Regions from separate parts of the Homo sapiens genome. Here region 2 is linked to region 1. The links are chromatin contacts, found by Hi-C or POLR2A ChIA-PET in ENCODE. All regions are on one chromosome and are shown on one strand. The core of a region is the stretch at or near the end of the contact, and the rest is flanking DNA. Distances in the headings are between cores, read along the strand shown.

Region 1 (3,262 bases), core at 357-2,856:
CTGGGCAAGACTCCAACCTCCCTGGGCCATCACCCCTCCTCTACGAGATGAAGGTTACAGCACCCGTCCTCTGGTACTACTGCAAGGACTGCTGGGGACACGTTTATTATAAACTGTCTGCACAGAGTTGGCACCCAATAAATGAATTCCTTCCCTTCCTTCCTACTCTGTGATTTAGTTTCCCTGTCTCAGCTCCAAATTTAAAGAGATCTCAAGCTCTCCTCAGAAATGCCAAAGTGGCCCAGGCACCAAAGACAGAGAATAAATACTTTCAACAAACTCTCAATGTTGAAGTCATCAGCTCCAACTGGGAATCCACTCTGGTCGCTGGCTGACTCCATCCCCTGAATCCTAGATTTTCTCAGTGTGGGAGAAAGAGTGGACAAGTAAGTTCGCCACCATTTTCTGCACTTCTCAGCCCGCTCCCAACAGGGCAGCAGGAGATAAATAGTTACACAAGGGCAGTGAGGCTGTAAGGCCGTTTGCCAGACACGAGGAAGCATTGTAACTCCTTTTAAAAGTATATAATCTGAGTCCGTAGCGTTCCCCAAAGTTAACGGACACCTTCCCCTGGGATGGGCCGGGCCGCCTCTCCGCAGCAGACACGTTCTGAAGCTGGCTCATGCGTGTCCATTCTGACGGTGCGAATGCCCAGCGTCCAAAGTTGCCTTGCCCTTAGTGGGAACCTCCCGGGCCTCCGGGAGCCGCAGCACTCACGGGACTGCCGCTGCACCGCCGCTGCGGGCGAGTGTTAGGAACGGCCTTCGTGGCAGGAGTGGAGATGTGATCACCAAAACTCCCGCGCCCCGGGCTCCACCCGCCCACGGGGGTGACGCTTTCCCCGGGGGTGACGCTTTCCCCGGGGTTTCCACGGCGCCTCCCCGGGCGCCGGGGACCGCACTCCCCGGACCCCCTAGAGCTGTCCCTACGCAGATCTCCTTAGAGCGACGCGCATCTGGGATGTCTTGGGTGCCCGGGCGCACTGGTCTAGCGTTGCGGGGTGGCCAGGCTGGGAACCAGCCCTCCAAGCGCCCCGCGCGCCCCCAGCCTGGCCCGTCTGGGGCCCCCGAGGGAGGAACCCCGGCCTGGAGAAGACGACCCATTTCGGAGCTCCGACGGGGCCCCGAGTTCGGGCGACGCCGAGCGCCTCACCTGAGCGGGACACAGATGGCCAGGTATCTGTCGACTGCCACGGCCAGAAGGCTGAAGATGGAGCTCTGCGTGAGCACCAGCACGAAGCAGGCGAGGAAGAGGCAGCCGTAGAAGTCAGTGCAGAAGCCCAGGCTGATGGTGATGGCAAAGGGGATGGCGAAGAGCCCCACGGCCACGTCGGCCGCAGCCAGGGACACCAGGAAGTAGTTGGTGGGCGTCTGCAGAGTGTTCGCCGTGCCCACCGCGGCGCACACCAGCACGTTGCCCGCCACCGAAAGCGCGGCGATGACCAGCTCCAGCGCCACGTACAGCGCGTCCTGTGTCTCCAGCAGCATGGCCGGGCCAGCTGGGCCCCGGGCGCCCCCTACCGAAGGCGCGCCGGGCGAGGGGCAGCCGCGTGAGACCCGCCGGGCATGGCCATAGCGCCCGGACCGCGCCTCCGCCTGCCGCTTCTGAGCCTCGGGGCTGGGGCGCTGGTGGCCGGGACCCACGGGTCGGGGCCCCCCGCGGCCAAGAGGCGGCACCCATTGGCCCGCGCGCCCGCCCGTCTCGGGCTGGGCGGAGCACCACCCACTCGCCCGAGCCCAAAGTTCGCGCCCGCGCGGGGCCCCTCCGGTCCAGGCGCCGTGCCGCGTCTTGGTGGCGGCGGATAACTAACAAATTGCCCCAACTTCCCGTCACGCTCGAGCTCGGAGGCTGTGTCCCAGTGCTCGCACTGCCTTCCAGTCCGGGCGACTCCTGGGATGGGGCCGGGCTCTGCCCGGGGCGCCAGCAGGTCCCAGGAGCCGCCGCGAGAGGACCCCCCAGGGCCGCGCAACCCCGGGCGGGGCGAGCTCACTCCAGGCTAACCCTGCGCACCCCGGGCAGGCCGACTGGATGGGGGGCTGCCGGGCAGGCAGGGAGCCGAGGCCGCAGTCCCCGCTCGTGCAGCAGTCTCGGGCAGCGCAGCACCACCGGAGCTGTCTCCAGGCTGCGGGGCCGGACTGCAAGGAGCCCTCGGGGGCTGCAGCCCCCTCCGGCCGCCTCCCAGCGAGGCTCAGCGCTGTTCTCCACCCTCGCCCGCGCCACTGCCCCTACGGCCCCGCTCTGCCTTCTACCTTAAGACAAGCTCGTGGCCGTCCCATCCTCGTCCACCGCCCGAAAATACCAGTGTTCCCCGGGCCCTCTTTTTTCTTTCCTTCACACTCACCCTGGATCGGCACAGGCTCCCGAGGCCTCCCACGTGGCCCTCACACCCTTAACTCCCAAATCTCTTGCTTCAGCCCTAACAGCCTCCTGAGGGCCAGATCCTAACACCCCACTGCCGACTCTCGCCAGGAGAGAGACTGGTGCCCCCAAATCCAACAAGACCAAAACCAAGCTCATCTCTAATTCTCCCCAAACCTGTGCTGCCGCCTTTTCCTGGGACCCTGTTCGTTATTGACCTGGCAACCCTCACCCACCCTAGGAAGTTTGCTGACACCCTGAGCCTTCGCCTTTCTCCACGTCCCAATGATCAGCAGTGCTGCTGGTTCTGCTTCCAGAGACTTGCTTCCTTTTACCCCCAAAGTCCTGCCCCGAGTCCCTCCTCACCACCTGCTTCTACCATCCCTCCCTCTCTGCCTGTGGGTCCTCAGCTTCTGCAGCCCTCACCAACACCATTGTTCTAGAGCACTCCTGGCCACGCTATTTCACCACCCGAAAGCCTTTGCTGACAGTCACCAAAGAGGATGGGTAAGGAGATTTTCCAGCAACAGGAAAAGATGCTTGTAAAATCATGTAAAGCAAAAATCAAAACATGGGGTGACTGCTAAAGGGTAAAGGATTTTGTAAAGGATTTTTTAGGGTGATAAAAATTTTCTCAATGTGGTGATGGTTGTACGGTTCTGTGGATATACCTCAATGCCACTGAACTGTACACTTGAAAGGCATGCATTGTGTGGCACATAAATTATATCTCAATGTAGCTGTAATGACGACAACATGGCTCACGCCTATAATCCCAAAACTTTGGGAGGCCAAGACAGGAGGAACATTTGAGGCCAGGAGTTCAAGACCAGCCTGGCCAATGTAGGGAGACCCCATCTCTAAACAAACAAATAAAAAATAAATCAGCCAGGCACGGTGGCAG
Region 2 (3,723 bases), core at 340-2,839, 440 kb before region 1:
ATTTCTAAACTTAAGTTGGGGCAAATGGCTATAGTGCAGAGTAATGCCATCACTGGGCACTGCGAATGCCATGACTGAAGAATTAACAGCCACCCCTCAGGCGCAGGACCAGGTGCAGGGTCGACTCTTTCTGGATGTTGTAGTCAGAAAGAGTGCGGCCATCTTCCAGCTGCTTGCCTGCAAAGATGAGCCTCTGCTGGTCGGGGGGGATGCCTTCTTTATCTTGGATCTTGGCCTTCACATTTTCGATGGTGTCACTGGGCTCCACCTCCAGAGTGATGGTCTTGCCGGTCAGGGTCTTCACGAAGATCTGCATACCACCTCTCAGACGCAGGACCAGGTGCAGGGTCGACTCCTTCTGGATGTTGTAGTCAGAAAGAGTGCGGCCATCTTCCAGCTGCTTGCCTGCAAAGATGAGCCTCTGCTGGTCGGGAGGGATGCCTTCTTTATCCTGGATCTTGGCCTTCACATTTTCGATGGTGTCACTGGGCTCCACTTCCAGGGTGATGGTCTTGCCGGTCAGGGTCTTCACGAAGATCTGCATACCACCTCTCAGACGCAGGACCAGGTGCAGGGTCGACTCCTTCTGGATGTTGTAGTCAGAAAGAGTACGGCCATCTTCCAGCTGCTTGCCTGCAAAGATGAGCCTCTGCTGGTCGGGGGGAATGCCTTCCTTATCCTGGATCTTGGCCTTCACATTTTCGATGGTGTCACTGGGCTCCACCTCAAGGGTGATGGTCTTGCCGGTAAGGGTTTTCACGAAGATCTGCATTTTGACCTAGTTTAAAAGTAAAACATAAGCGTGTCACCTCAGGATCATTGTATTTCTTGCTTTTACACCTAATATTCTTCAAAATTAGCAACTATTCCTTCAAAATGCCTTAAATACGTTAATATTCCGCAAGCCTCCCCTCAATTTTACAAGGCTAAGTCACTTAATACGAAATTCGTCATTCAAGGTTTCAACGTCAACAGCGGAAAATCCAGAGCGCTCTCTTACCAAGCGTCCACAGCTTTCCCCACTAACTGTTCCGGATATTCAAACTCCCCCGACCGAACTCCAATCTGCCTCAAACCTAAGCACGGTGTTAGGCAAACTGAAAACAAAACCAAACCCACAAGACTCGCGAAATAAAAATCCCATTGAAACACAAGAAGGGGCACCTTTCTCACACTGGGATTCCAAAGTAAAGGCTTCCAGAAACCACACAAACTACCTCTTTTCCGCCTTCCCCGCGAAGTAAACTCGACAGAATCGCCGATCGGTTAGGCGTCCGTTAGTTTCCGTCAACGCGCGCGCGCGCCAACCGCCCTCGCCCCCCTCAGGTCAACAAGGCCCACTGTCCCGGAAAGGCCCAGCGCCGCGTCACCTCGCCCTCCCCTCCCCCACGCCCTCCCCTCAGCGGCCCACCCAACCCCAAGAAGCCTCCACCTTGACCTCACCCATTCCCCCCTCTCACACCCCCCCAAGGTCGTTACGGCTGCGGGCCAGTACCTGTTAGCGGATACCAGGATCCTGCCAATCACCAACCACGTCCACCCACAGGGACACAAACAAGCTCACCCAACAAAGCCAACCGCCCCTAAATGCTCCGGGCTGGCGGAGCGCAAATTTATGCAACGAGTGTTGCGTCACTTATCACCCCTCACGTAGACGCCGTCTCCGTGCGCCGCTGAAAGTAGTTCGCCGCGCCCAACCTCCCGAGAGGCAGTTTAGGCTTTTCAACTGAGCCCCAAATTCCTCATAGCCGTAAGAAAGGCTCCTAAAAAATTATTTCCCTTCTCCTCTATGCGCTTCTCTTCCTTCTTTAGGAAAATATAAGAAAATTATCAGGCGGATGAATTTGAGTTGAAGAAACCTTCCTCGAAAGCTCTGGAAACTTCCTTGCAGCGCCGGCACTGATTGGTTAGGCCTGCGAAGGCGAGGTCGGCGCTGATTGGTGGGGGACGCGGTGGCTCTGTTGTTGCTGGGCTCCACCTGGGGTGGCTTAGCGCCGAGGTTGCTAAGTAACTGAGCGCGCGTGCGCCGCACAGGCGCGCCGTCCTGAAAGAGGGTATTTCCGGCGGGAGAAGGAGGGGGGGTCTTTCCTTTTTTTTCTTGAGACGGAGTTTCGCTCTTGTTTCCCAGGCTGGAGTGCAATGGCGCGATCTCGGCTCATCGCAACCTCCGCCTCCCGGGTTCAAGCGATTCTCCTGCCTCAGCCTCCCAAGTAGCTGGGATTACAGGCATGCGCCACCACGTCCGGCTAATTTTTTGTATTTTTAGTAGAGACGGGGGTTTCACCATGTTTGTCAGGCTGGTCTCGAACTCCTGACCTCAGGTAATCCACCCGCCTCGGCCTGCCAAAGTGGGCCGCCGCGCCTCAGAAGCGGGACGGCGTGGCACCCGATATCGAGACACCTGATGGTGATTGTGAAGCACAATTCCCTCTCCCATGTTTTAAAAACGCGCGCCCCTGGCCGGGCGCGGAGGCTCACGCCTGTAATCCCAGCACTTTGGGAGGCCGAGGCGGGTGGATCATGAGGTCAGGGGTTCAAGACCAGCCTGGCCAAGGTGGTGAAACCCCGTCTCTACTAAAAATACAAAAAAATTAGCCGGGCGTGGTGGCGGGCGCCTGTAATCCCAGCTACTTGGGAGGCTGAGGCAGATAATTGCTTGAACCTAGGAGGCAGAGATTGCAGTGGGCCGAGAATGTGCCACTGCATTCCAGTCTGGCGACAGAGTGAGACTCTGTCTCAACAAACAGACAAACAAAAAACACGAGCCCCTCATACACTGGCCAGTTGTTTTTGCTTTTTTGTGACAAAGTCTGGCTGTGTCCCCAGGCTGGTGTGCAGTGGTGTGATCACCGTTCACTGCAGCCTTGACCTCCAGGGCTCAAGTTATCCTGCCACCTCAGCCTCCCAAGTGGCTGGGACCGTGGACCACGCCTGGCTTTTTAATTTTGTATTTATTTTTTGAGACGGAGTCTCACTCTGTCACCCAGGCTGAAGGCCAGTGGCGTGATGTGGCTCACTGCAACCTCCACCTCCCTGGTTCAAGCGATTCTCCTGCCTCAGCTTCCTGAGTAGCTGGGATTACAGGTGCGTGTCACCATGCCTGGCTAATTTTTGTATTTTTTAGTACAGATGGGGTTTCACCACGTTGGTCAGGCTGGTCTCGAACTCCTGACCTCAGGTGATCTGCCTGCCTCGGCCTCCCAAAGTGCTGGGATTACAGATGTGAGCCACTGTTCCTGGTCTAATTTTTTTTTGTTGTTAGATCAGAGTCTTGCTATGTTACCCAGGCTGTTACTGAACTCTTGGGCTCAGGAGATCCGCCTGCCTCGGGCTCCCAAAGTGCTAGGATTACAGGCATGAACCACCGTGCCTGGCGGACTAGCCGCTTTTTATTTTTCTTCGTGGTTATTGCAGGGTTGTGGAGCTTTAAATCATGCTTCTGTAGTCAGAGTGCTCTTAGTTGCATTGTCTTAATCCTCATCACGGCCCGAGAACAGTCTGTAAATCGGGAGTTCAGAGTGGGACCCTCTGCGGGGACCGGAAACCTGTTGCTGAAGCCGCTCACCACCAGGCCCAGAGAGGCGAGGCTGGAGCCCATGGTGACAGTGGCCGGGCTTCGCTCTGGCTCCAGCAATACCTGCAAATCCAGTTCTTCCCAGCTGTTTCTCCAAACTGGTAGGAAAAAAAAAAGTGCAGATTAGGGAGCCGAAACCCCACTTCAAA

Evidence for each region. Hi-C counts contacts between places; a loop is a spot of excess contacts on that map. ChIA-PET counts read pairs that join two places held with the same protein, here RNA polymerase II (POLR2A). Pooled maps may share reads with other maps.
Region 2: a loop to region 1 is called in a pooled map, with 4 times the contacts of the local background. The contact joins the promoter of UBB here to the promoter of ADORA2B in region 1. A Hi-C loop is called at or near these places in 1 of 168 maps with a recorded cell type or tissue (HCT116) and 7 of 50 pooled maps. POLR2A ChIA-PET finds 5 or more read pairs at or near these places in 3 of 52 experiments (GM10248, H1 and Panc1).

What each region holds. Positions count from the first base shown.
Region 1 is chr17:15,943,474-15,946,735 of GRCh38, reverse strand. ADORA2B (adenosine A2b receptor) reads right to left here and starts at 1,606. Exons shown (of 2, transcript NM_000676.4): 1 at 1,153-1,606. The coding sequence starts at 1,487. RefSeq lists an enhancer at 789-1,603 and a silencer at 1,431-2,050.
Region 2 is chr17:16,378,957-16,382,679 of GRCh38, reverse strand. UBB (ubiquitin B) reads right to left here and starts at 1,589. Exons shown (of 2, transcript NM_018955.4): 1 at 1,496-1,589; 2 at 1-778. The coding sequence starts at 772. The coding sequence ends at 83. LOC124903937 (a long non-coding RNA gene) reads left to right here and starts at 3,334. Exons shown (of 2, transcript XR_007065643.1): 1 at 3,334-3,723. RefSeq lists an enhancer at 1,610-1,889.